2 separate regions of the Homo sapiens genome follow, and region 1 is linked to region 2. Evidence: chromatin loops called from intact Hi-C (ENCODE). Cell type or tissue: heart left ventricle. All regions are shown on one strand.

The links. A loop is a pair of places that touch in the nucleus more often than their neighbours do. Peaks named below come from ENCODE experiments on the same cell type or tissue, not always from the same donor. Only the 100,000 strongest peaks of a DNase experiment are listed, where the experiment ranks them.
Region 1: it touches region 2 in a loop (3-fold over the local background); 5 of 110 quality-filtered maps call a loop at or near these places.

What each region holds. Positions count from the first base shown.
Region 1 is chr9:128,960,920-128,968,919 of GRCh38, forward strand. It overlaps NUP188 (nucleoporin 188), which reads left to right. Exons shown (of 44, transcript NM_015354.3): 9 at 7,587-7,798. Among named protein-coding and RNA genes, the nearest start is that of NUP188, 17 kb to the left of the region's middle. In heart left ventricle, no CTCF peak of the experiment used is centred here; no DNase peak of the experiment used is centred here.
Region 2 is chr9:128,604,729-128,612,728 of GRCh38, forward strand. SPTAN1 (spectrin alpha, non-erythrocytic 1) reads left to right here. Exons shown (of 57, transcript NM_001130438.3): 30 at 306-450; 31 at 568-749; 32 at 2,876-2,975; 33 at 3,124-3,321; 34 at 3,402-3,548; 35 at 4,146-4,249; 36 at 4,394-4,556; 37 at 4,923-4,937; 38 at 6,986-7,117; 39 at 7,381-7,518. Among named protein-coding and RNA genes, the nearest start is that of DYNC2I2, 48 kb to the right of the region's middle. In heart left ventricle, no CTCF peak of the experiment used is centred here; a DNase peak (open chromatin) is centred at 3,073; H3K27ac peaks cover 580 bases.

The DNA of each region.
Region 1 (8,000 bases), 360 kb after region 2:
ACTAAAAATACAAAAATTAGGCGAGTGTGGTGGCACCCATCTGTAGTCTCAGCTACTCAGGAGGCTGGAGTGGGAGATTCACTTGAGCCTAGGAGGCAGAGGTTGCAGTGAGCCAAGATTGCGCCACTGTACTCCAGCCTGGGGTGACAGAGCAAGACTCCGTCTCAAAAAAAAAAAAAAAAAACCATAAAAAATGAAAATGCAAGTCTGGCCAATATGGTGAAGCCCTGTCTCTAGTAAAAAAATATACAAAAAAAAAAATTAGCTGAGCATGGTGGTGCGTGCCTGTAATCCCAGCTACTCGGGAGGCTAAGGCAGGAGAATTGCTTGAATCCAGGAGGCAGAGGTTGCAGTGAGCCGAGATTGCACCACTGCACTCCAGCCTAGGCGACAGAGCAAGACTCTGTCTCAGAAAAATAAAAATAAAAATAAAAATATAAAAGTTAGCTGAGCGTGGTGGCACGTGCCTGTACTCCCAGCTACTCAGGAGGCTGAGGCAGGAGAAATGCTTGAATCCAGGTGGTGGAGGTTGCAGTGAGCCGAGATGACGCCAGTGCACTCTGGCCTGTGCAACAGAGCAATCTCTGTCTCAAAAATAAATAAATAAATAAATAAATAACCAAAGGGAAAGACACACTATATATATCTATATCTATATCTATCTATCTATCTAGATAGATAGATAGATAGATAGATAGATAGATTTTTTTTTTTTTTTTGAGACGGAGTTTCGCTCTTGTTGCCCAGGCTGGAGTTCGATGGCGTGATCTTGGCTCACCACAACCTCCGCCTCCCAGGTTCAAGTGATTCTCCTGCCTCAGCTTCCTGAGTAGCTGGGATTACAGGCATGTGCTACCACGCCCGGCTAATTTTGTATTTTTAGTAGATACAGGGTTTCTCCATGTTGGTCAGGCTGGTCTAGAACTCCCGACCTCAGGTGATCTGCCTGCCTTGGCCTCCAAAGCGCTGGGATTACAGGCGTGAGCCAGCCACCATGCCCGGCCTAGGACATACCATACTCTTTTTTTTTTTTTTGGACGGAGTTTTACTCTTGTTGCCCAGGCTGGAGTGCAATGGCATGATCTTGGCTCACCACAGTCTCCACCTCCTGGGTCAAGCAATTCTCCTGCCTCAGCCTCCTGAGTAGGTGGGATTAAAGGCATGCGCCACCACACCCAGCTAATTTTGTATTTTGAGTAGAGATGGGGTTTCTCCATGTTGGTCAGGCTGGTCTGGAACTCCTGACCTCAGGTGATCTGCCTACCTCAACCCATCAAAGTGCTGGGATTACGGTGGTGAGCCATTGCACCTGACCAACACACCATACTCTTTTTTTTTTTTTTTTTTGAGACGGAGTCTCGCTCTGTCACCCAGGCTAGAGTGCAGTGGCACGATCTCGGCTCTCTGCAAGCTCCACCTCTCGGGTTCACGCCGTTCTCCTGCCTCAGTCTCCCAAGTAGCTGGGACTGCAGGCGCCCACCACCACGCCCAATTAATTTTTTTGTATTTTTAGTAGAGACAGGGTTTCACCGTGTTAGCCAGGATGGTGTTGGTCTCCTGACCTCCTGACCCACCCACCTCTGCCTCCCAAAGTGCTGGGACTACAGGCGTGAGCCACTGTGCCCGGCACACCATATTCTTGAGTATAAAAACTTACACCGGGATGGGCATGGAGGTTGTGGTGAGCCAAGATCACACCACTTGCACCCCATCCTGGGCCACAGAGCGAGACTCTGTCTCAAAAAAAATTCATATGCAAAATAAGAATAGCCGGCTGGGCTCAAGCAGTCCTCCCGCCTCAGCCTCTCAAAGTGCTGGGATTATAGGTGTGAGCCATTATTCGCAACTAAATTGATATACTTTTTAATGGGAAGCATTTTGATAATATCTAAAAATTTACAAAGTACATATTTCTTGATTCAGCAGTTTTTTGTTTAATTATGATTTTTTAAATTGTGATAAAATAGACATAGCATAAAATTTACCATTTTAACTATTTTTAAGTAACTGTGACTATACTTTTACTTTTTCTGGAATTACATATAAATAGAACCACACAATATGTAGAATTTTCTGTTTGGCTTCTTTCAGTTAATGTCATGTTTTTGAGATTCATCCATGTTATATCATATACTAGTACTTCATTCTTATTTATGGTTGAGTAGTAAACATTCCATTGTGTGGATATACCATATTTTGTTTATCCATTTCTCAGTTGATAGCCAGCCATTTGTCATTTTTGTTTTTTGACTATTAGGAATAATGTGCTATGAACATTAGCATATGGGTTTTTTGACATAAGTTTTCATTTATCCTGGGTAAATAAATACCTGAGAGTGAGATTGCTGAGTCGTAAATGTAAATTTTTTTTTTTTTTTTTTTTTGAGACGGAGTCTCGCTCTGTCGCCCAGGCTGGAGTTCAGTGGCGCGATTTCGACTCACTGCAACCTCTGCCTCCTGAGTTCAAGCGATTGTCCTGCCTCAGCCTCCTGAGTAGCTGGGATTACAGGCATGCATCACCACACCTGGCTAATTTTTGTATTTTTAATACTGGGATTACAGGCATGAGCCACCATGCCCAGCCGTAAATGAAATTTTTATAAAGAATTGATAAATTGTTTATCCATAGTGGCTATACCGTTTTGCATTCCCACCAGAAATGTATGAGAATTCTTTTTGTTTGACATTGTCACCAACACTTGGTATGGCTGTTAATTTTAAACATCCTAAATAAGTATATAGTAATATCTCATTGTGGTTTGTTTGTTTTGAGATAGGGTCTTGCTATTTTGCCCAAATTGGCCTTGAACTCCTGGATTCAAGTGATCCTTCTGCTTGGCCTCTTGAGTAGGCTGGGATTACAGGCATATGCCACCATGCCTGTCTTATTGTGGGTTTTTTTTTTTTTTATTTTTGAGACGGAGTCTCACACTGTCGCCCAGGGTGGAGTGCAGTGGCACGATCTTGGCTCACTGCAACCTCTGCCTCCTGAGTTCAAGCGATTCTCCTGCCTCAGCCTCCCGAGTAGCTGGGACTACAGGCATGCCACCACGTCCGGCTAATTTTTTGTATTTTTAGTAGAGACAGGGTTTCACCGTGTTAGCCAGGATGGTCTCAATCTCCTGACCTTGTGATCCACCCGCCTAGGCCTCCCAAAGTGCTGGGATTACTGGTGTGAGCCACCACACCTGGTCTCACTGTGGTTTTAATTTGCATTTCCCTGATGACTAGTGATGTTGAACATCTTTTCACGTGCTTATTTACTTACACCTTCTTCAGTCAAGTGTCTGTTCACATTTTTATCCCATTGTTTTTTGTGGATGTTTGTCTTATCAAATTGTCAGAGTTCTTTATATACAGTATTGTAAATATAAGCTATTTACCAGATAGATGTTTTACAACTTTTTTCTTCCACCTAGTGGCTTGTCTTTTCCCACCTTAATTCTTTTTTTTTTTTTTTGAGACAAGGTCTCGGTTTGTCACTCAGACTGGAATCCAGTGGTGGGAACATGGTTCACTGCAGCCTCGACCTCCCTGACTCAAGTGACCCTCCTGTCACAGCCCCACAAGTAGCTGGGACTACAAGCGGGTACCACCATACCTGGCTAATTTTTGTATTTTTTTTTTTTTTTTTGTAGAGATGGTTTTGCCATGTTGCCCAGGCTGGTCTTAAGCTCCTGAGCTCAAATGATTTATCTGCCTTGGCGCCTCCCAAAGTGCTGGGATGACAGGCATGAGCCACTGCTCCTAGACTGTATCTTTCCAAGAGCCAACATTTTAATTTTAATTTTTTTTTTTTTTTTTTTGAGACGCTCTCACTCAGTCACCCAGGCTGGAGTGCAGTGGCACGATGTTGGCTAAGTGTAATCTCTGCCTCCCGGGTTCAAGGGATTCTGCTGCCTCCAGCCTCCCGAGTAGCTGGGATTACAGGCATGTGCCACCACGCCTTCCTAATTTGTGTTATTTTTAGTAGAGATGGGGTTTCGCCATGTTGGCCAGGCTAGTCTCACTCCTGACCTCAGGTCATCCACCCGTCTCGGCCTCCCAGAGTGCTAGGATTACAGGCATGAGCCTCCTCACCCGGCCAAAATTTTAAGTTTTGATAAATGTTTTTGTCAGTTTTGTCTATTATGGCTCCTGCCTTTTGGAGCTTGTCCTTAAATGTTTGATAGAATTTACCAGTGAAGCCATCTGGGTCTGGAGTTTTCTTTGTGGGAAGGTTTTTAATTCTTTTATTTATTGATTAAAATTTTTTTATCTCTTTTTAAAATTTTCATCAAGTTTCTAACAAAGTTTTAAATACTGAATTGTTTTCCTTGATTGATACAGAGCTATTCAAGTTTCCTGTTTCTATTTGGGACAGTTTTGGTAATTTGTATCTTTTAAGGAATTTGTTCATTTCATTTCATTGGTGAAATCTATTTACATAAGGCTGTTCATATTATTTTCTTATGCTTTTACTCTCTTTAGAGTCTAGTGCTGTGCTCTTACTCATTTCTGATAATGGTAGTTTTTGTCTTCAATTTTCTTTATTAAAAAAAATTTTTTTTTGAGACAGAGTCTCACTCTATAGCCCAAACTGGAGTGCAGTGGCGCATTCTTGGCTCACTGCAACATCCACTTCTAGGGCTCAAGTGATTCTTGTGCCTCAGCATCCCAAGTAGATGGGAGTACAGGTGTGCACTATTAAGCTCAGCTAATTTTTTGTATTTTAGTAGAGACAGGGTTTCACCATGTTGCCCAGGGTGGTCTCGAACTCCTGAGCTCAGGTGATCCGGCCCCCTCAGCCTCCCAAAGTGCTGGGATTATAGACGTGAGCCACCACGTCTGGCCAGTTTTCTTTATTGTAATGTCTGTTTTATATTTAATTGATTTCTGTTGTGTATTTTTTTTTTTTTTTAAATTTTCACTCTTGTTGCCCAGGCTGGAGTGCAATGGTGTGATCTTGGCTCACCGCAACCTCTGCCTCCTGGGTTCAAATGATTCTCCTGCCTCAGCCTCCCAAATAGCTGGGATTACAGGCGCCCACCACCACGCCCAGCTTTTTTTGTATTTTTAGTAGAGATGGGGTCTCACCATGTTGGCCAGGCTGGTCTCGAACTCCTGACCTCATGATCTGCCTGCCTCGGCCTCCTAAAGTGCTGAGATTACAGGCGTGAACCACCGCGCCCGGACTCTCTCTCTTTTTTTAAAATAGATTTCTGCCTCCGTGTGTGTGTGTGTGTGTGTGTGTGTGTGTGTGTGTGTGTGCGTGTGCCCAGCCTTGTTCTTTAGTTTTTATATATGTATATGTTTTTTCTCCCTTTTTAAATGGATTTCTGTCTCTGTCTGTCTCTGTGTCTGTGTGTGTGTGTGTGTGTGTGTGTGTTTGTGTGTGTGTATGTGTTAGAAGTCTCACTGTCACGCAGAGTGAGACTCTCTGGATTTAATGTCCAAATATTGGATGTTTTTTGTAAATATCTGGGTTTTTTTTTTGAGACAGGTTCTTTCTCTGTTGCCCAGGCTGGAGTTTAGTGGCACAATCACGGCTCACTGCAGCCTTGACCTCCTGGGCTCAGGTAATCCTCCTACCTCAGCCTCCCAACTAGCTAGGACTACAAGATGCTGCAGGTTTTGCCATGTTGCCCAGGCTAGTCTTGGACTCCCGGGCTGAAGGGATCTGACCACCTTGGCCTCCCAAAGTGCTGGGATTACAGGTGTGAAGTACTATAGCAGACGAAACATCTTATTGTTCTCAATGTTTTTATTTGATTCTGTTATCAGAGAACACATTCTTTGTCATTTTAGTCTTCTAAAATTTACTGTCTCATGTTTTATGGCCTACCTTATGATCTTTCTTGGTGATTGTACCTGTACACCTGGAAAGAATGTCTAGTTGTTTTTTCAGTTGAATAGTATGAGTTTATTAGCAAGGGATTGGTAGTAACCTAAATGCTCATCCATCCAAGTGAGCAGGTAAAATCAATGATGGCATTTATGTGCAGTGGAATACTATGTAGTGTTAAAAATATTGAGTGTATTGGTTGAATAATCTATGGCATATCCACATAATGAATTATTATGCAAATAAAAGGATTAAAAATAGGGAGGGTTTTTGTGTGTGTGTGTGACAGAGTCTCACTGTGTCACCCAGGCTGGGGTACAGGGGCATGATTGTAGCCTACTGCAGCCTCAACCTCCCCAGCTCAAGTGACTCTCCTGCCTTAGGCTCCAGTGTAGCTGGGACTACAGGCATGCACCTCTATGCCTGGCTCATTTTTAAAAACTTTTTCTAGAGATGGAGTCTCACTGTGTTTCCCAGACTAGTCTTGAACTCCAGGCCTCAAACAGTCCTCCCACTTTGGCCTCCCAAAGTATTCAAGTATTAGGCTTATAGACGTGAGCCACCCTGCTAGTCCAGAAAATTTTTACTATACCTTTATAGGAGATAATTTTTAAGATACATTGTTGCAGCTGGGTGTATGGTGGCTCAGGCCTGTAATCCCACCACTTTGTGAGGTGAAGGTGGGAAGATTGGTTGAGCCCAGGAATTCAAGACCAGCCCTGGCAACATAGCAAGACCTTGCTTCTACAAAAAATTTAAAAAATTGGCTGGGCGCGGTGGCTCACGCCTGTAATCCCAGCACTCGGGAGGCCAAGGTGGGCGGATCACCTGAGGTCAGGAGTTTGAAACCAGTCTGGCCAACATAGTGAAACCCTGTCTCTACTAAAAAGAAAAAAATCAGCCGGGCGTGGTGGCAGGCGCCTGTAATCCCAGCTACTCGGGAGGCTGAGGCAGGAGAATTGCTTGAACCTGGGAGGCGGAGGTTGCAGTGAGCCAAGATCGCGCCATTGCACTCCAGCCTGGGGGATAAGAGTGAGACTTCGTCTCAAAAAAAAAAAAAAATTAAAAGAATTAGCTAGACATGGTGCTAACCTGTAGTTCCAGCTACTTGGGTGGCTGAGGCAGGAGGATTGCTTGAGCCCGGTGGGTCAAAGCTGCAGTGAGCTGTGGGTGTACTCTGGGTGTACTCTGGGTGACAGAGCGAGACCCTCTCTCAAAAGAAAAGATACATTGGTTGGCTGGGCACAGTGGCTTACGCCTTTAATCCCAGTGCTTTGGCCTCCCAGGAGGATCGATTGAGGCTAGGAATTCAAAACCAGCCTGTGCAACATAGCAAGACCTGTTCTCTTCCAAAAATTTAAAAAAAGAAAAAATGAGCTGGGCATGTTTGTGCTCACTTTTAGTCCTAACTACTCGAGAGGCTCAGGTGAGAGGGCAGCTGCCATAAGCTATAATTGTACTGCTGCACTCCAGCCTGGGTGATAGAGTCAGACCCTGTCTCTTAAAAAAAAAGCAAAAAATCTGTCTCTTAAAAAAAAAAATTAAATACGGACCAGGTGCAGTGGCTTGCGCCTGTAGTCTCAGCTATTTAGGAGGCTGAGGTAGGAGGATCAGTTGCGTGTAGCAGTTTGAGCAGCCATAATCTGCCACTGCACTGTATCCTGGGTGACAGATTGAGACCCTTTCTTTAAAAAATGTTCTTTAAGTACTGTTTTTAATCTCATGTTATTTCTCTCCCATTTTGTTTTCATTGGTTGTACAGACAGAGCGCCAAGTGTCTCGCTGGTTTGTTCAGTGCCTTCGGGAACAGTCCATGCTGCTAGAAATTATTTTCCTTTATTATGCATACTTTGAGATGGCACCCAGTGACTTACTTGTATTAACCAAGATGTTTAAAGAGCAAGGATTTGGTAGTAGGCAGACCAATAGGCACCTGGTGGATGAGACTATGGATCCTTTTGTAGATCGGATTGGGTAAGTCAGTGAATTGAACATCATGGAACTTGCAGTGTTTAGAGCATTGATACTATAGTGGTATGTAAGCAGGTAGGGGGTAGGTGTACTTTTCACTTAATCGGTGGGGAAATAGGTCTACTGCCACGTTCCCTTTCATGCAGGGAGTAAAGACTGGGATTGAGAGAGGACTCTCAAAATGAGTATTGTAATCTGCTCTTTT
Region 2 (8,000 bases):
CAAGACCAGCCTGGCCAACATGGGGAAACCCACCTCTACTAAAAATAAAAAAATTAGCTGGGCATGGTGGTGGGCGCCTGTAATCCTAGCTACTTGGGAGGTTGAGGCAGGAGAATCACTTGAACCCGGTGGGGGCGGAGGTTGCAGTGAGCTGAGATTGTGCATTGTGCTCCAGCCTGGGTGACAAGAATGAAACTCCATCTCAGTAAATAAATAAATAAATAAATAAATAAATTTTTTTTAGTGTCCTGTAATCAAGGCAGTTGTACTTGGCATTTCTTAACCTGAATGTGTCTCGCCTTTAGAGATGCTGATGAAACCAAAGAATGGATTGAAGAGAAGAATCAAGCTCTAAACACAGACAATTATGGACATGATCTCGCCAGTGTCCAGGCCCTGCAACGCAAGCATGAGGGCTTCGAGAGGGACCTTGCGGCTCTCGGTGACAAGGTGAGAGGACCCAAAGTCATCTTCTGTCTGGCATTTTTGCCCCAGAAAGAGCAGAGTCTTCTGTTCTGCAGAGCATACCCCCTTACTGCAAGCTCATTCACCACTTTCTTCCCATAGGTAAACTCCCTTGGTGAAACAGCAGAGCGCCTGATCCAGTCCCATCCCGAGTCAGCAGAAGACCTGCAGGAAAAGTGCACAGAGTTAAACCAGGCCTGGAGCAGCCTGGGGAAACGTGCAGATCAGCGCAAGGCAAAGTTGGGTGACTCCCACGACCTGCAGCGCTTCCTTAGCGATTTCCGGTACGGAGCCATGTTCACTCAGACTTCTGGAACATAGAGCCTTCTTTGTAGGGGTCATTTTTATTGTGAAAATAGTACATGCTCAGCAGGGTACAATGGCTCACACCTATAATCCAAGCACTTTGGGGGGCCAAGGCAAGCGAATTGCTTGAACTCAGGAGCCGGAGACCAGCCTGGGCTACATGGCGAAACCCTATTTCTATTATAAAATTTTAATTTAAAAATCAAAAACGGCCAGGCACAGTGGCTCACGTCTATAACCCCAGCACTTTGGTAGGCCAAGGCGGGCAGATCACCTGAGGTCAAGAGTTCAAGACCAGCCTGGCCAACATGGCGAAATGCCGTCTCTACCAAAAGTACAAAAATTAGCCAGGTGTGGTGGCAGGCATCTGTAATCCCAGCTACTCAGGAGGCTGAGGCAGGAGAATCGCTTGAACCTGGGAGGCGGAGGTTGCAGTGAGCCAAGATCGTGCCACTGCACTCCAGCCCGGGCAACAAGAGTGAAACTCCATCTCAAAAAAAAAAAAAAATTAAAAACAGAAAAAAGTAGTACATAATCAATGTAAAATAGTCAAACTACTGAATGCCATATTGTTAAAAATAAGTCTCTGCAGCCGGGCACGGTGGCTCACGCCTGTAATCCCAGCACTTTGGGAAGTCAAAGCAGGTGGATCACGAGGTCAGGAATTCAGGACCAGCCTGGCCAATATGGTGAAACCCCATCTCTACTAAAAATACAAACCAGCCGGGCGTGGTGGCACACTGGCACACACCTGTAATTCCAGCTACTCGGGAGGCTGAGGCAGGAGAATCATTTGAACCTGGAGGCGGAGGTTGCAGTGAGCCGAGATCGCACCACCGTACTCTAGCCTGGGCGATGGAGCAAGACTCTGCCTCAAAAAAAAAAAAAAAAAACAAGTCTCTACTTTCCTATCCAAGTATGGGCATACTCCCTCTCATCTCCTTGCCATATGACATTATATTTTTCCCTAGACATATATATATATATATTTTTTTTTTGGGGGGGGAAGCGTTTCGCTTTTGTGCCCAGGCTGGAGTGCAGTGGTGCGATCTCAGCTCACCGCAACCTCCGCCTCCTGGGTTCAAGCGATTCTCCTGCCTCAGCCTCCCAAGTAGCTGGGATCACAGGCATGCACCACCAAGCCCGGCTAATTTTGTATTTTTTTTAGTAGAGGCGGGGTTTCTCCATGTTGGTCAGGCTGGTCTCGAACTCCTGACCTCAGGTGATCCACCCACCTCGGCCTCCCAAAGTGCTGGGATTACAGGCGTGAGCCACTGCGCCTGGTTGTCTTTTTCTTCTTTTTATTGAGGTAAAAGCCACGTAACATACAATTAACTACTTTAAAATGTGCAATCCAATGACATTTAATGTATTCACGGTGTTGTGCAGCCACCCCTCTCTAGTTTTGGAACATTTTCATTGCCCTAGAATAACATTCCTTAACTAATCACCCCCTCTTCTCTCTTCCCCACCCACTAGGAATCCTTTATCTGCTTTCTATGTCTATGGATTTGCCTCTTCTGGACATGTCATATAAAAGGAATCATACCATATCTGACCTTACACACTCAGTTTTGTGCCCTTGTGGTTGTACAGCTGTGAGAAACTGGATCAAATGTATGCCCAGGCCTAGGGCTTCAAGGGTTAATCCTAAAGAAAGGCTTTTTCTTTTTTTTCTTTTTTTTTTAGAGACAGGGTTGCACCACATTGCCCAAACTGATCTTGAATTCCTGAGCTCAAGCGATCCTCCTGCCTCAGCCTCCCAAAGTGCTGGGATTACAGGCATGAGCCACCACGCCTGGCCAACAAAAGCTTTTTCATTTGAAGCTATCAAAGACTTAATTGTAGCTAGAACTTGTTATTCTGGAGGGTGAAAAGATCTTAATTATAAGCCTACTGACTTTTCCTCTGAGAAATTCGGACTTTTAAAAAAATAACAAGAAGTTTTTTAACACTTTGCCCAAAGACCTAGCCTCATTCAGTAGATCAGATTAACCCAAGATAACTTTCTGAGGCAAGAATTATGTCATTCTCTGTTTTCCTGGGCAGAAGATCTCCTTACCAGGTAATATAATAGCTATTTTTCTGGGGTGCTGGTTTCCAGGGACCTCATGTCTTGGATCAATGGAATACGGGGGTTGGTGTCCTCAGATGAGCTAGCCAAGGATGTCACCGGAGCTGAGGCATTGCTGGAGCGACACCAGGTGGGTGGACCTGCCTGCTGAGTAGCAAAGACGTGGCTGCTCTGCAGGGCCCTAGAGGCCTCATTCCCACCCTTTGTGGTGAGTCGGTGGTTGACGTCAGAGTGGGCATCTGCTGCCAGTTACCTAATCCCTTCCCTCCTTTTGGCAGGAACACCGGACAGAAATCGATGCCAGGGCTGGCACTTTCCAGGCATTTGAGCAGTTTGGACAGCAGCTGTTGGCTCACGGACACTATGCCAGCCCTGAGATCAAGCAGAAACTTGATATTCTTGACCAGGAGCGTGCAGACCTGGAGAAGGCCTGGGTTCAGCGCAGGATGATGCTGGATCAGTGCCTTGAACTGCAGGTGTGTGTGCTCCTGGTTTCTGACCAAGTGTTTCCTTGCTGAAGGGCCTCATTTTCTCACCTGCCTCTTGCCCTCTTTAGCTGTTCCATCGGGACTGTGAGCAAGCTGAGAACTGGATGGCTGCCCGGGAGGCCTTCTTGAATACCGAAGACAAAGGAGACTCACTGGACAGCGTAGAGGCTCTGATCAAAAAACATGAAGACTTTGACAAAGCGATTAACGTCCAGGTGAGGCCTCTGGACCATGGAGTTGGAGTCTGGATTTTTCCTGATTGACATCTGTTTCTTGGCTTATATAGTCACTGTTATATCTCCAAGGAATACCTGCGTTGTCTAAGAAAAATATGTACATAAATAATCTTTAAAACTTTATAGATTCTGGTATTTCTGAGATTTTAATAATGGGGGTGCCACAGGAAAAAAAAATATTATCAAAGGGATGGAAAACAAATGTGTGGGTAGGTAAGGGAATAATGAACAAACAACAAGGAAGATGTAAAACTGTTTGATTTATACGTCACTTTGCTGTAAATCTGACAGCATTTTCCTATTATCAGGCTTAATTTTGTTCTGTTCTGATATTCTAACACCTGCCCCACCTGAGTGACCTGGAGACTTCTTGAGTTAAACTCTACTCTAGTAATGAATGAAATCAAGCTTTCTTTTGGCATTTTACACTCTTGCTTCTAAAGTGTCAGTGTATTCTGATCCTGCCACCAGCTAGTTCTCAGTCACCCAAAATAACTATCCTTTTCTCAAGACTGGCAGTCCAGGCAGGGCCCAGCCACAGGCCCACCTTGATCTCATGCCTTTGTTTTCTGACAGGAAGAGAAGATTGCTGCTCTGCAGGCCTTTGCCGACCAGCTCATCGCTGCCGGCCATTATGCCAAGGGAGACATTTCTAGCCGGCGCAATGAGGTCTTGGACAGGTGGGTGTCCTGTGGCACTGACATAGTCACCAGCCCTGAGAGGATGCATCCCCTCATACGAAGGCCCAGGCCTGTTCTGTCTCCCCACTTCCTTCTCCACGGTAAGATATGCTCATGTTGGATCTCATGGTTTCACTCTTTCAGGTGGCGACGTCTGAAAGCCCAGATGATTGAGAAAAGGTCAAAGCTAGGAGAATCTCAAACCCTCCAACAGTTCAGCCGGGATGTGGATGAGATTGAGGCTTGGATCAGTGAAAAATTGCAAACAGCGAGTGATGAGTCGTACAAGGATCCCACCAACATCCAGGTAAGCTGAAGTGACTGGGTGTTGGTCTTGATGTAGCCTTATGTTATTGAGTAGATTTTGTTAAATAAAGCATTTATAAAACAATCTCCTTGCACCCATGGGAAGTCAGTGAGAAATATTTCAGTAAGCCCAGCCAGTGGGAAAGCCCTAGTCAAGTTTCAGAGCCATTTAAAAGTTGCCTTCCTCATTTGTCTCCATTAAAACTATTTCTGCTGTAATAAAAGTCTATAGAATCCCCCTTCTATTACTGTTCCCAAATGCTGAGCTTCCTGGGGGAAGTATGACAAAATGAGTTTCTATTTAATAGCTGATATGTGTGTCCACATCAGTGTACTGAACTCTTGTTCTTTTAATCTGTTTTTGTAGCTTTCCAAGCTGCTGGTAAGTTTTTAATTTTTTTAAGAGTTGTAGTTAAATGAGCTCCAGTATTTGTGTTACTCTGCGTAGATTATTGTTATTATTGTGGTCACACGGTTTGCTGGTGTCTCTTCATCCATCCTTTTCATTTCTAATCATCCATTACACTCCATTCAAGTGTCCCTGTGGGATGTGGCTTTTTCTGTTGTAATTAGCCTGCAACGCCTTACTCCCCCTTCTCTCCCCCAGTTTATCACTTAGGCAAATTCTGTACAGTGTTTGATTTGCGGGGCAGTAATTGACCATTTTCTTTCAAGGAGTGCTTCCTTTTGAAGATGGAACATCAGCTTCAGCTTTTTCTGTGTAGACATTGGCTCAGACTTGCTATGAGCTCATGGTGTTCGGTGGCCTGGGTTGGGGAGGCCAGTCTGGTGTGAGGGTTTTAATGCATACCCACTCTGGCATCCAGAGGTGCCAGTCAGGAGAGGAACAGCTAGAGAACTGTAGAGAGACGGATGGTCTATTAATACCTCCAAATCTTCAAGGAACACAAATGAGAAGTTAAGATAAAAGCAGACATCACTCAACAGGTAGTGAAAGGAGACTTCAGTCAACATGTAGCTCAAAGTTACTTAAGCGGGTGGAAGAAATGAAGATAGAGAAGAGAGTAAATGGGATTTGAACCAAAGGGTGATCAGAACAAGGAACAGAAGAAGAGGGTAATGGGACTTTTGTCAGGATATCTGAGTGTTTGAGACCCTTTTCCTTCTTGGCTTTGGGATCAGGCGGTGGGAGAACGTAACAAGGACATTTCATGTTAGTGCTGAATTGAGCCAGATGGCTCCATCCTTTGACAGTTGCTGCCTCTGAAATGAAACATTTGATGCAGAATTCCCCAACACTACTGCCTTTTAGTTGTTTTTTTTTTGCCCCCCAAATAACACTCCCCTGAGACCCTGCATTTCTTACCCAGCCAATTGTTTTTCCCAGAATTGTGGCATAGCTGCTATGTCCTTGCAATTGTCTCTTGTAGCATTTCAGTACCTTCTGTTTCTTTATGGATTCATAAAAACCATATCAGGCGCCCAGGATCAGGAGCCCATCCTTCTCCTAGCCCTTTCATTTCCCAGTAAAATAAATTCCTTCCTGCAGTCAAGCCTGGGTTCTGACAGTATCCCAGTGTTTTGATTAATGACAGCTACCTAAAGATAAATCAACAAAGCCAATGTCTGTAGTAGCTGTAGATTTCTCCTCTGTCAACAGAGGGAAAAGACTGACCATCAAATATTATTTTGCTGGTTATTACAATTTATGTTATGAATTTTGCTTAATGGTGATTTCTGCTTTAGATAATGAAATGTCCATATGTATCTCATTCATTACAGCCTGTCTCCAATAAGGAGAAAGCCATGGATGGAAATTGATGTACAAGCAGATTCAAAACTGAAGTTGGCCATTGCCATCTTCTGGAAAGTGTTAGGAAGTGTGTAATTCTAGGGCTTCACTCCCAAATAGCTAGCATAGCTACTGCAAGAATTGATTTTTTGGCCAGGCTTGGTGGCTCATGCTTGTAATCCCAGAACTTTGGGAGGCCAATGTGGCTCGATTGCTTGAGCTCGGGAGTTCAAGACCAGCCTGGGCAACATGGCGAAACCCCATCTCTACAAAAAATAGAAAAATTAGCTGGGTGTGATGTCATGCACCCATGGTCCCAGCTATTCGGGAGGCTGAGGTAGGAGGATTGCTTGAGCCGAAGAGGTTGAGGCTGCAGTGAGCTGAGATTACGCCACTGCACTCCAGCCTGGGCAACTGAGCAAGACCCTGTCTCAAAAAAAAGGACTTCCAGTTCATCTACTCCTGAGCTAGTACATTTCCTTCCTCCTTTGCTAACTCCCCAAGAGATGAACCCTAAAATATTTCATACAAACTCCAATTGCCTTCTGTTAAAAACGTTGGCATTTACCCCAGTTCTTTATGTTTGCTGCCACTCCCTGCCTCTGAGAACCCCTTCCCCCTGAAAAGACATAACCTAGCAGGAACTGGTTTGGAAAAAATTTTTTTGGTATTTTTAGAGCAAGCACCAGAAGCACCAGGCTTTTGAAGCAGAGCTGCATGCCAACGCTGACCGGATCCGTGGGGTTATCGACATGGGCAACTCCCTCATTGAACGTGGAGCCTGTGCCGGCAGTGAGGATGCTGTCAAGGTATGGCCCACCAGCTCCCGGTGCCCAGGGAGGAAGATGACCACCGTCACTGTCAACCTGATATAATAACTTGGACATACAGTCTTAAGACACTAAATGGATTATAGAAGACTTTAGGCTGAATTACAGATGGGGAATGCTAGTGAGAATGGCTCCTATGAGTGTTTTCCATTCTCTTCTCTTAGAAGTTCTCAAATTGAGCTTTAGGAGAGGGACGATTCTTCATAGATTTCATCTCTTTTTGGCTCCCTTCTGTTCCCCAGGCCCGCCTGGCTGCCTTAGCTGACCAGTGGCAGTTCTTGGTGCAAAAGTCAGCGGAAAAGAGCCAGAAACTGAAAGAAGCCAACAAGCAGCAGAACTTCAACACAGGGATCAAGGACTTTGACTTCTGGCTGTCTGAGGTAACACTGAGTGGTTCCTCTTCCTACCAGTGGGGGATTTCTAGTCATTTGGCACAGTGGGTCCATCAGTGCCCAAAACCACGAAAAGGCAGGGCTCACCAGACACCCCTTTTGACAGAAACCCTTATTATATATGAGTTGCATGCTGTAAGGGATTTATGAGCAAAGGGAGTGAATGTTAAGAGAGCTGACTTGTAGTGGCACTTGGACTACAGGTCACTCACATCCATAGGGAAGGCAAATAGGAAGAGATTATGGGTAGTTATATGGCATGCAGCTCTAACAAGCCTATGCCAGGTTAGAAACCAAGATAGTAGCATCTGGGAAGCCAGAGTCAGTCATGTATTCTCCATGGAGAATGTTTGGAAAGCACAGACTATAAAAACATAGAGGTTTTGGCCAGGTGCAGTGGCTCACGCCTGTAATCCCAACACTTTGGGAGGCCGAGGCAGGCAGATCACTTGAGGTCAGGAGTTCGAGAC